2 separate regions of the Homo sapiens genome follow, and region 1 is linked to region 2. Evidence: chromatin contacts called from ENCODE Hi-C or POLR2A ChIA-PET data. All regions are on one chromosome and are shown on one strand. Each heading gives the region's core, a stretch centred on a gene start or an enhancer-like site at or near the end of the contact. The rest is flanking DNA. Distances are from core to core; before and after follow the strand shown.

Region 1 (6,232 bases), core at 2,543-5,042, 2.6 Mb after region 2:
CCTCAACTCTTCTGCAGAGTCTAAGCCTTGGCTTGCTTCTAAGGGGAATCAAGAAGCCTACAGCAAAATCTAGGAATGCCTCGGTATTTCTACCTTCAAGTAAGCTAAACTGTTATTACATTTTAGCTAATAGCTACTGTCAGAGACAGAATACACTGTGAGTGGGACCAGGTAGTTATATAACGGAGATCTACTTGCAGGAACAGCAGGCACAAAACCTTTTTTTTTTTTAACAACTGTGATTTTATAAAGCAGTTCTATTTGGCTGCTCCCTGAAACAGCTGTACACATTCTGTGCACAAAACTCAGGGTTTTTAATCTGAAAACTGAAACTTAAGGGGATCCTACATGTCCTCCTCAGTTTCAAGAGACAATTTTATAAATCCAGTGCATCACCGGTCATGGTGTCATATTTTTTCATTGTCTTCTAACTGACATTACTATACAAAAATAACATGTGGCCGTAATGATGGGGTTGATTTGTTTGATGAACACCAAGCATAATACATTTCCTTTTTAACAGCTCCCTCAGAGTAAAGCTGTGTGTCTTAATCTAAGTAAAGGCATTTTCCCCTACTTTGCAGCATCACATGTAAGTATTTTAGATTAACAATGCAATTTAATTGATGTTTTCCTGTGACTAGGGGAGAGGGGAAGAATTAAAACAAAGCCTAATCTCACTGAGTTTTAGGACCTGATGAAGCTTTGTGGTTAATGTCAAGAAATAATAATAGAAATATTTGCATGTTTCATCATTTTTAGGGCACTTTCATGTATCCTTTGACACTTTACAAGAAGTAGCATGGAGATTTACAGTTTTAGAAAAGGTATATTTTTTCCACAAAGTCTCAAATAAGTATTTATTATTCAGTTTGAAAAATTTGAGAACCTAAACCATATTAAATAGAACAATTTTTTCTATATAATAATCAGCCGACTATAGCTTAATTTCTGTAATAACATCTGTAACCATAGGGAAGGACAAATCATCAAAGAATGAGTAATACATATTTTAAAATGAGAATTTGAAAAACACTTTCCCAAATTCCCCACGGCTCCCTGAACTTCTCCTTTTATGTTGCTGTTTTTAGTTTCCTCTGATCACATTGTTATTATCTGTCCCATGTCTGCCTTTCTCTCTAGACTGTCAGGGCCTTGCAGGTAGGGCCATGCTGACTCCTTCTCAGCTGCATCCTCAGGAACCAACACAAGGTTTCACGCTGAGCAGGTGTCAGAATGTACTTGACAAATGGATGAGTTGATAATTTCCCTAGAGCTATCCTGATTTTTACCAAGAGAACAGTGTAAGTGTATTAACTAAAGGTTTCATCACCTTGATGTTCCTTTTTTTTTTTAATGAGGGGGGATTCTCTTTATCACAGAAATCCTATGACAGTCTGAATGCTTCTGCTTTAAAATAAAAGTAATATAATTGAATTATAATACAGGTTATAAAACATTTGCTCTGTTTAATGCTTCTCCCTTAATAATACATATCAACTTCTTTGAAAAAATGTAATTTCATAGAATAGTTTACATTTTTTAGTTGTCTTCACTAAAAAATAAAGTATTACTTAACATGCATTAAAAGTCTTTGGTTACTATAAAGGCATATTTTTGATTTCTATCTAACATTTGACATAAAAGCTTTTTGACATTTAATTTAGTATTATCTACATTTAATACATGGTAAAAGGCTTCTTATAACTAAATGGTTATTTTATTTTCCCCATTTTATAGAAAATAAAATTTAAGATTATTGAAAGATAAGTTAAACACTCAAATCTAGTAGGCATTCTAGTATAAATATGGCAGACATTCCTTACATTGGTACACAAGTTGCAAATAAAGAAGAAGTCTGACATAATAAATGGAAGTTTCCTGTCTTCAAAATCTGAGCTGGTAAATGCCAGCACTATTTTCAATGCATGTTATAAAGCCATCGAATCACGTTATTTTACAATGGTGACACACATCTTTTATTTTCTGTTGGATGCAGAACCCCATTCCAGATGATTGCTGGAAACTAAGGCCATAATGTCTTAAAACAGAGCCTTCTGGGCTATCATTCCCATGACCTAATTTTTGTTCATCCCACTTTCTGTAGCCCAGGAGAGGAGATGACATACTGAGACACATGACAATCATAGTTTGTGCAACTATAACACCTAATAGTGTGTCCCTGGAACCAAATGCAACAAAGTCTGAGATTCATACCCACGATCTAATGGAAACAGAGAATGGAGTCCTGCATCTGCCCAGAGATTATTGCTAGAGGAATGCCAACTGGGAGGTACCTGGTTAACAGAAGCATCTGTATTAGCCACAGGTGAAGGGGAGCGACAGGCAGGTGGAGAGGAAATCTCACTGTTGGTTCCCTCCTCCCCAGACTCCTCAGTGACCGGTGACAGCAAAGTGTGACAGCGACCTGCAGTCATCTGCCACGTAAAATGTAGCCCAAAGGACATGAAAATCAATTAGCTATGTTAACATAAGTCCTGTTCAGGCACAGGCCAAAACAGAGTTAATTATAAAACGAAGGTTAAAATTACTGGGACCCGAATTCACATATTAATCCTGTGTTAGTATTTAAAAGTTCTGTCTTCAAGAGAATATGATGCTAGTAATCATTTGTAAAACAATCAGGGATGGGGGTGCATATGACATTGAAGTTTTGTTGTTGATTAAATACTTCATTATTTTCCTTTCTTTGGAGAGTTTGTGGCTTTATAAATAACTGGAAAAATCACGAATCATACAAATGAGAAAAGGTCTGTGAAATAAAGCTTGGTCTTTTGTGGACATCTCAAGTTTCAAATATGGTAGGAAGATAAATGCACCCAAAGTACTGTTATTGCCAAATGGGCTCAGGTATGGTTACTCATTACCTGAGGCACAGCACATATAAGGGAAAACACACAGCACTGGGAAACATTATAGTCACCAAAATACTCAATGCATTTTAGATGGCAAGTGTATAGGAAAATAGTGGTGCAGAATAGAAAATAACAAAGTTGATTTATTTTAATCCAAAGCCAAGCTTTAGACGGTCTGTTTTCATATTTTTCTAACAATAGCTGTTCTTCTAAATTGTATTACACATTTATACAGTAGAGTACATGCACATATGTAGTTAGCTAGTTAGCGTGGAGACCACAACTAAATATATATGCCATGAATTTCCCATCCCCCAGACAACTAAAACACTGTGCAAGTAAATTATTGTTTAAAGCTCAGAGCCTCTCAGTATTATTGCGAAATTATAAACAAATACAGGGTAGACCTCTGACATGTTAAGTAATTCAGCTGTCTCGAGCACATAGTTTCATTTTAACTGTCATTGTTTACAGTGTCAAAGATTGGCCCGGCCCAACGGTAGTCAAAGAGACTTAAGGAATCTGTTCCTCCCTCTGAATCTGCAAGATCGAAGGCTGGTCCCTGAAATCAGCCACGGAGAGGGAACATGGAGCCACTCGCCAGGCTCCAGTCAAAGAGCAAAGCCGCGGGGACCCACTGGATCCTTACCATGACCACAGAGGGGTGGGCCGAAGGCGTGGGGAGGAGCTCCCCATCCAGGTCCTCTGTCCCTTCCGCCAGCCCCTCGACCTCGGTCACCGTCAGCAGCATGGTGGCGTGCTTGGCTTTCATCGTCAGCATCTTGCACTTGGAATTCAAAGAAGCGATCTGCTCCTGGTAGCCCTTAATTTTCTGCGCCAGCTCCTGAGGAAACATTTCCCCCACCGGGGTGTCAGAGCAGCATCAAAAGGAAACAGAAGTAGTAGCGTTCATCTTCCTGCAGGGCGAGCCAATGAGCGCGCAGAGCCGCGCGGGCCCGGGAGGCAGGATGTGTAGGCGGCGAGTCCTCCTGCATCTCGCTACCGAGCCAGACCGCAGGCTGCGCGGCGCGGCGCAGGCACAGCCAAAGTGCCCGAGCCCGCGTCCCCGCGTCGGTACAAAAGGAGAAATGAGGGGATGAGGCCGAATGAGTGGTTTCTAATCGCGAGAGGCCCCATATGGAATCATGAACTTCCGCAACATTAGGAACTGACAACTCTCTTTAAAAGCAGAAAGCATCTGAAATTTACCAGATGGTTCCTGCCATGGAAATTAGGTCATGTGATGGCTAAAACCACACCAAAAAAAATGCAAGGCTCAGCTCTTACCCTACTGAGTACATTCAACAGAGATGACAGTCATTTATTTTACATAGGGTCACATACTCAATAGCCTGTCTGTTCCTATGTCTCTAAGAATTTTTTTTAGATAGGCTAGATATTGCATATGGAAATCCCAATTTTTAATGCAGATTGACCCCCCAAAAAAATTTTGTATATTCATCAAATTTTTTCTTGCTCACTTCATCATGTCTCAAATGTTGCTGAGGCTTTAACTAGAACTTTAAACTTGAAATGCAATTCGGATTTAGTGTCTTTTAATTTCACTTGCTTTTGAAAAAATAATTGTTTTTTTGTTTTTGTTTTTGAGCAGACAAGAATGAAAAAATATATTATGAGAGATAGAGGTTTTAAATATTTTATTAAGAGCTTATTGGAAATATAATCTGGATAGCACATAACCCTTAAAAAGGTAACTATAGATTCATTTTAGGAGTATGGTAATTCTAAAATATTAAAGTTTTACTTTCTTGCTTAAATATTTTAAGTATCAAATATTAAAATTATACTTTATTGCATCTTTAAAAAACGAAAATACATATTTCAAAACATGATTCCTAAAAGTACAAAACTATTATTCTTTTTTTTTTTTTTTTTTTGGCTTCTTTGTTTCAGAGGCTGTCATTTATTGTGCACATAGAACACATTTTGTGGGCCGGGTGCAGTGGCTCATGCCTGTAATCCTAGCACTTTGTGAGGCTGAGACGAGGGGATCACTTGAGATCAGGAGTTCAAGACCAGCCTGGCCAACATGGTGAAACCCTGTCTCTACTAAAAATACAAAAATTAGCCAGAAATTGCTTGAACCCGGGAGATGGAGGTTGCAGTGAGCCAAGATTGTGCCACTGTACTCCAGCCTGGGCAACAGAGTGAGACTCTGTCTCAAAAAAAAAAAAAAGAACACATTTTGTGACAAAAATATTAAATTGTAATGTCTTTAAAATAATTGTGTACATACATACACATACATTCATATATATACACACACATATACACATGCACACACACATATGTACACATAGTCATCCCTCAGTAACTGAGGGGCGTTGGTTCTAGGAACCCTCTTAGATACAAAATTCACAGATATTCCAGTTTCTGATGTAAAATGGCATAGTATTTGCATATAACCTATGCACATCTTCCCAAATACTTTAAATCATCTCTAGATTACTAATAATACCTAATACAATGTAGATGCTATGCATTATAAATAGGTGTTATACTGTACAATTTAGGGAATAATGACAAGAAAAGAAGATCAACATGCAGAGATGCAACCATCCTTTTTGCTCCTCAAATATTTTCCATCCATGATTGGTTGAATTCATGGATGCAGAACTTATGGATATGGAGGGCTGACTGTATGCAAAACACGTGTGCACATGCACACACACACACACACACACACATTTTGTTATTATTGTTGTTTTGTTTGTTTCTTCCTGCCCAACTGAAGCCGAGTGGAGCAAAAAACAGTCCAGCAGAACTCAGCCAGCAGGCAGTCAGTCTTCTTGACTCCTAATAGTATAGGAATTTTTAAAACAAGGATTTAAAAAGTAGACATCATTGCTTCTTTACCTCTGGGGATGCAGTTAATTAAACCTAATAGGATTTTTAAAAACAGTGATTGAATAGCTATTTACTATATCTTGTCTAGTGGCTAGCACGTGGGTACTCAATAAATGACATTTACTGCAACTAGTTAATACTAGAAAAGAGCTCTAGCAGATTACTGGACTCCTTGAATTTCAAGTCACCAAGCTTTCGCACAATGGTTTGCCATTATACAAAAATTGAAGGAATCTTTTTTATTATTTTATTTTATTTTATTTTTGAGATGGAGTCTCGCTCTGTCACCCAGGCTGGAGTGCAGTGGCGCAATCTCGGCTCACTGCAACCTCCATCTCCGGGGTTCAAGCCATTCTCTTGCCTCAGCCTCCCAAGTAGCTGGAATTATAGGCACGCGCCACCATGCCCAGCTAATTTTTGTATTTTTAGTAGGGACATGTTGGCCAAGCTGGTCTCGAACTCCTGATCTCAAGTGATTTGCCTGCCTT
Region 2 (6,166 bases), core at 2,440-4,939:
ATATAATTTTCCTGTAAAACAGAAAGTTTTGTCTTGAGATGACATAAACGTCAACTCTCGGAAAATAAAAGTTGTGCTCCCGTCCGGAAATGTTGCTCCAAAACATCTCAAATGGTATGGTGAGTTTAAAACACAACGAGATACGAGGCTCAGGCATGCCATCACCGGCTCTGAGCTACGGAGCAACCGCGCCTGAGACAGGGGTCCGGGGGACCTAAAAGTGCGAGAAGAACCAGAAGGTGGGAGTTGGCGCGCGGAAGGCCAGGGGTCAGCTCAACCGGAGAGAGGGAGGAGGTAGGGGCTCGTCCCTATCAGCGGCGATACCTCATTGTCCCAAGATCCTGTAGCGAACGTCTCCGCGGTCTGTAAACTTCCCGGAGGCAGCGGTCGCCAGCGGGTTTTGCTGATTTTCTGGGACACAAACTTCGCATAAATTTCCTCCATGCCGAAAGCGGCCGCAGCAGGTACTGCAAAAAGCAAGCACAGTACGCGCCTCTCAGCACCGCCTCTTCCCGCGGAACCCTGATTGGATGGGACTTTAGGACGGAGACGGTGGCTGCAGAGAGTCAATTCTCGTCGATAGCCAGTGTGGGCACAGTCAGTACCTAGACTGAGAGGCCCACCCATCTCACAGAGCAGCTCTGAGCAAAGGCAAGAGCGCTTTGGCCTTTGAGCAGTAGGACTTGCTCCTAATCTGCAATGTCAGTATTTTCTTGTGTTCAATAATTGTGCAGTGTAAAATTTAAGTGCAAAAACAGAACAAAAACAATGCAGTAGAAACCACCTTGAAACCACACCTAAGCAGTTGCAGGTCACTGCGCATAGAAAACGATTCAAAAATCCTTAAATACTCGTGGAAGTACCTCGAATAAAGTGCCAACCTACTATCCCAAACCTCTCCCTCTTGTCTCCCAAACAAATACTTTGCTTCAAAGTTAATACACACTGTCAGAGCCTGGAGTTGGAATTCTGAAAGACTCCAGTTTTAGTTTTGATGCCAATTGCCTAGCTTTGATCAATTCAATTACGTGCATGATTAAGAATGAAGTTTGTGATACCTATTGTCAACGGCCCAGGAATCAGTTTTCTAGGTTCCTTCTGTGCTTTTGGTTACACCTATAATATTCTTCCCTTCCTCTTTACTCCTCAGAATCCTGCCTATCCTTCAAGGATCTGTTCTTTCCTTTACCATTTCCTGACGACCCCAGCCAATGTTGATCTAAATCAACACCATTTTTTTTCTTTTTTAAGACAGGGTCTCTGTGGCCCAAGCTGGAGTGCAGTGGTACAATCTCAGCTCACTGCAACCTCTGCCTCCGCCTCCCAGGTTCAAGTGATTCTCCCACCTCAGCTTCCAGGGTAGCTGGGACTACAGGTGTGCGCCACCATGCCTGGCTAATTTTTTTTTTTTTTTTTTGGAGAGACGGGATTTCACCATATTGGCCAGGCTGGTCTCGAACTCTTGACCTCAGGTGATCCAACTGCCTTGTCCTCCCAAAGTGCTGGGATTACAGGCGTGAGCTAGCATTTGATATCTAGACCACTAATGACATATATTTTGGATATATCTTATGTTAGTTTTCTTTAGATGCATATTCCTCCCCCATTAGAATGTAAATCCTACTGAATACAAGAGATATGACTTATTCAACTAAAAAATGAAGCTCTTTTACACTATAGGTATTCATAACTGTATGTTGGTTATTTCTTTAAAAAGGGCCATTATGCTACTGTTGTTTTTATGTGATATTGGTAGTCCTACTTCACAGGGACAGTTTACGGAAGCACTGCATGTAAATGCAATCCATCTGGGTCAGCTTTAGAGTTACCAGTTTCCTATCAAGGATTTGACTTTTTTCTTTTCTCCAAATGGAAGATCATCAAGAAACTGTAGAAAGATGAAATGGAAAATATTAAGTGGGTTACAGTCCCAAATCAACAATTTTATTCATGTTTAATATTGAAGTAAAGAACACTGTTTTGGCCAGGCACGGTGGCTCACGCCTGTAATCCCAGCACTTTGGGAGGCCAAGGCAGGCAGATCACGAGGTCAGGAGTTCAAGACCAGCCTGGTCAACATGGTGAAACCCTGTCTCTACTAAAAATACAAAAATATTAGCTGGGCATGGTGGTGCGTGCCTGTAATTCCAGCTACTCGGGAGGCTGCGGCAGAATTGCTTGAACCGGGACCTGGGAGGTGGAGGTTGCAATGAGCCAAGATCATGCCACTGCATTCCAGCCTGGGCTACAGAGTGAGACTCCGTCTCAATCAAAAGCAAAAAAACAAAAAGAAACCAGTTTTGCCTGTAGTTTCATTTATGGTCACATAATCCCAGAAAATAGGTAATGTTGATTTTGGATTGGAAGCAGGCCAGTGTCACATTTTACAAAATCGGATAAGAACTAGAATTTGAAAATTGTGCTGATATAGTGGCACAGATGTCTTAGCTTTGTTTCCTTCTAAAAGATTACTGGAGGCCGGGCGCTGTGGCTCATGCCTGTAATCCCAGCACTTTGGGAGGCCGAGGCGGGCGGATCATAAGGTCAGGAGATCGAGACCATCCTGGCTAACACGGTGAAACCCTGTCTCTACTAAAAATACAAAAAATTAGCCGGGCGTGGTGGCGGGTGCCTGTAGTCCCAGCTACTCGGGAGGCTGAGGCAGGAGAATGGCCTGAACCTGGGAGGCGGAGCTTGCAGTGAGCCGAGATCGCGCCACTGCACTCCAGTCTGGGCGACAGAGCGAGACTCCGTCTCAAAAAAAAAAAAAAAAAAAAAAAAAAAAGTTACTGGACTAGATGATGGCTGGATTCTGTCAGTCTCAGGTCTAATTAGGAGTCAGCGATTTGGACGCGACAAGCAATGTTCTCAGTGAGCTTCTCACTCATGGTCTTGCAGAGCTGAGAGCAATAAAGCCACGGTGGAATTTGTGAGGCTTAATTAGGTGGAAATGCACACTTACGTCGGGAGAATAACACGTTCACCAAAGGACACAGTGGTATTTTTTAACCAATCGCAACTCTGTACGTTGGTATTATTCTAAGGGAGCAAAGCTTTGCCCCAACCCCCACCCCCATGTCCTGGTACTCTTCCACTCTGAGAGCTTTAGAACCGGGGTTCCAAAGTCTCTGCTTAGCCTAACAGTGACGTGCTTGTCACAAAGCCAGAGGCCGGTGTACTCGGGTTAGAGAGGGCCTTTGTCGTTGGGTTTTATTCTTATTGTATTATTCGGGCTCCACCGACCCAAATATTAGTCAACTGGGTTGGGCGAGGTAGGACGGATGAAGCCCACCGTCTAACAATCTGGACATCTATAGGAGCAGATCCGCCGCTCGAAACAGCTGACCCAGCGACGACTGCGGAACCACTAGCAGCGTCTGCACAGATCGACCCCGCCATCCCGCCGTCCCGCTCGGTGACCGGAGACACAGCCGGGAACGCGACTGATCAGGCTACCGAGCCGGGCCGCAGGGCGAAAGCGGTGCGGTCCGAGGCCTCAGAAAGGGACACGCAGCAGCGGAAGTGGCGCTGACTCAGCCCGGCCTCCCTGCAGTCCCCTGGCAGCGGTAGCAGCCACAGGGGCGGGCGGCTGGGCCACACGCCTCCCCCGCCCTCGGCCCCACCCGGCCGCACCCTAAGCCGCGCGGCGTCACAGAGCGCATGCGTGCCGCGGGGGATGCCGGGAGCGCGCAGTGGCGGCAGCGGCGGCGACGGCAGTAACAGCGGCAGCTACAGCGGGGACGCGAGCGGGGCGGTGACGGTGTGGGAGGTGGTCTCACTCTTGGGAAAACTGCTGGGCACCGTCGTCGCGCTGAAGGTGGTTCTGTACCTGCTCCGAGTGTGCTTAGCGATGGCCTGGAAATCCGGCGGCGCCAGCCACTCGGAGCTAATCCACAATCTCCGCAGTAAGTGCCACCTCCGCCCGTTGTAGGGCAGCTGGGGCAGGCTGGGCCTGGACCGGGTCCCCCTGGGCCGTCCGGAACGTTCTGTCTGTCCCCGCGCGCCTGTTGGAGGGCTTCGGCGCAGAGTTGCCCCGGTAGTCCCGAACGGCGTGCGCTTGCAGTCGCCTCCCTCGGGACCTGTCACTCGTCGACGACGTGGACTGGAAGGGGAGAGAAAGAGCCAGGGGCCGCTGCTGGTGGGGGCAGGGGCAGTCGTCTCCCTGCAGGCCCTGGGGGAGGGAGTGCAGTACAGGTGATGCTGCTGTCACTCAGGTCCGCGTCCGGGTCCGGCTTGTGAGGGGCGTGCCTTCGGGGTGGGAGCGTGTGGGCTAGGCCTTATGGAGAGTGGGCTGGCGCTCAGGAGACCCCACCCTCGTCCCCTGCATTTTTCTCACCTTCCTCCTCCATAATCAACCTCGCTGCAAGCTTTCCCTCTTATGCAGCCTCCCCCGCCCTCCGTTTTTTCCCCTGGAGGGAGATGCCACCGTCTGATACAGGCGAGGGGAGGAAGATGAGAGTATTGCCATTGCAGATGCTGGGAGAAATTTCTCGGGCGGCTGTCCAGTGGAAAGCTCCGTGCGGGGCGGAGAAAGAACAGGGGATGCTGTTCCTGAGAGACTTGTATTTCAGGAGCCTTTGCAGGTCCTGGATCAGCAGAGGGTTGTGTGTCTGATGTTCTAACTTTTTTCAGGGCTACCATAGGCTTTAAAAACCTTATGTGGAGTTTCTTTATATCACTCTCCTTAGTTACTGTATTCCTTCTTCTGATGATAATTTTAGGATAGGATGAGTGCTGTGTCACTTTCTTTTTTTAAATCGAAATATAGCGTCCCCGTTTTGTTGGGAGACTACAAGGGCCGCAGTCTATAATAAACTCACTGGTCAGAATTTATAGCATTATTCGCTACTATGCAGTAATCATATCTTGTCACATGGTATTTTTAATTGTCCTGTGTTACTTAGCTTTTCATGTGTTTGTCTTATTTCTCAACTCGATTTGTAATTTCCTTAACGGCTGGCACCATTAAAAAAAATTTTTTTTGGCCGGGCTCATTGGCTCACGCCTGTAATGCCAGCACTTTGGGAGGCCGAGGCGGGTGGATTACCTGAGTTCAGGAGTTCGAGACCAGCCAGGCCGACATGGTGAAACCCCATCTCTACTAAAAATACAAAAATTAGCCGGGCGTGGTGGTGCCTGCCTGTAATCCCAGCTACTTGTGAGGCTGAGGCAGGAGAATCGCGTGAACCCGGGACGGGGAGGTTGCAGTGAGCCAAGATCTTGCCACTGCACTCCAGCCTGGGCAACAAGGGAGGAAACTCCGCCTCAAAAAAAAAATTTTTTTTTGAATTTTCTCTAAGAATTTAACAGTCATCCCTTTTTTTCATAAATGCCCATTAAATGTCCGTTATATGCCTAAATCTGTGCTAGACAGACAAAGGTAATTGAGAGAAATTAGGAGTACTGTTTGGCACATGGTTGGTACTTTTTTTTTTTTTTTTTTTTTTTGAGACAGAGACTCCCTCTGTAGCCCAGACTGGAGTGCAATGGCGCGGTCTTAGCTCACTGCAACCTCCGCCTCCCAGGTTCAAACAATTGTCCTGTCTCAGCCTCCTGAGTGGCTGGGACTACAGGCGCCTGCCAGCACGCCTGGCTAATTTTTGTATTTTTAGTAGAGAAGGGGTTTCACTATGTTGGCCAGGCTGATGTCGAACTCCTGACTTCATGATCTGCCCACCTCGGCCTCCCAAAGTGCTGGGATTATAGGCGTGAGCCACCGCGCCAGGCCGGTACTTGATATATTAGTCATTTTGGATTTTTTTTTGGTGGGGGGACAATACTTAATGTGGAAACTGAGTCTTTAGTGTTTGGTAAGAGAGAATGTTGATTATTTTTTTTTTTTAGACAGGGTTTCACTGTCACCCAGGTTGGAGTGCAGTGGTGTGAGCTCGGCTCACTGCAACCCCTGCTTTCTGTGCTCAAGCGATTTTCCCACTTCAGCCTCCTGAGTACAGTGGTGCCACCATACCAGGCTAATTTTTAGGGTTTTTTTTTTTTTTTTGGTAGTTTATGAGATGGGGTCTTGCTATGTTGCCCAGGCTGGTCTTGAACTCCTGGACTCAAGCAATTTGTTGGACTCAGGCTCCCAAAATTTTGGGATTACAAGAGTGAGCCACCGCACCTGGCCATGGTGAATGTTTAGATGTCAACATTTTTTTTTTTTGAG

Evidence for each region. A loop is a pair of places that touch in the nucleus more often than their neighbours do. ChIA-PET counts read pairs that join two places held with the same protein, here RNA polymerase II (POLR2A). Pooled maps may share reads with other maps.
Region 1: a pooled map shows a loop between it and region 2 (11-fold over the local background). The contact joins the enhancer-like site here to the promoter of PCMT1 in region 2. A Hi-C loop is called at or near these places in 8 of 50 pooled maps. POLR2A ChIA-PET finds 5 or more read pairs at or near these places in 2 of 52 experiments (T-cell and WTC11).

The regions. Positions count from the first base shown.
Region 1 is chr6:152,298,344-152,304,575 of GRCh38, forward strand. SYNE1 (spectrin repeat containing nuclear envelope protein 1) reads right to left here. Exons shown (of 146, transcript NM_182961.4): 92 at 3,526-3,720; 93 at 2,298-2,438. Among named protein-coding and RNA genes, the nearest start is that of SYNE1-AS1, 79 kb to the right of the region's middle. RefSeq lists enhancers at 3,387-3,436, 3,487-3,886, 4,037-4,106. Within about 2 kb of position 3,793, at least 35 of the 41 ENCODE cell types and tissues checked have a DNase peak (open chromatin) inside an H3K27ac peak, as active enhancers do.
Region 2 is chr6:149,746,052-149,752,217 of GRCh38, forward strand. It overlaps PCMT1 (protein-L-isoaspartate (D-aspartate) O-methyltransferase), which reads left to right and starts at 3,690. Exons shown (of 8, transcript NM_001360452.2): 1 at 3,690-3,905. The coding sequence starts at 3,851. NUP43 (nucleoporin 43) reads right to left here and starts at 478. Exons shown (of 8, transcript NM_198887.3): 1 at 325-478; 2 at 1-11. The coding sequence starts at 444. RefSeq lists enhancers at 788-847, 2,690-3,655, 4,621-5,123, 5,124-5,626 and silencers at 3,440-3,829, 4,060-4,296, 4,222-4,516.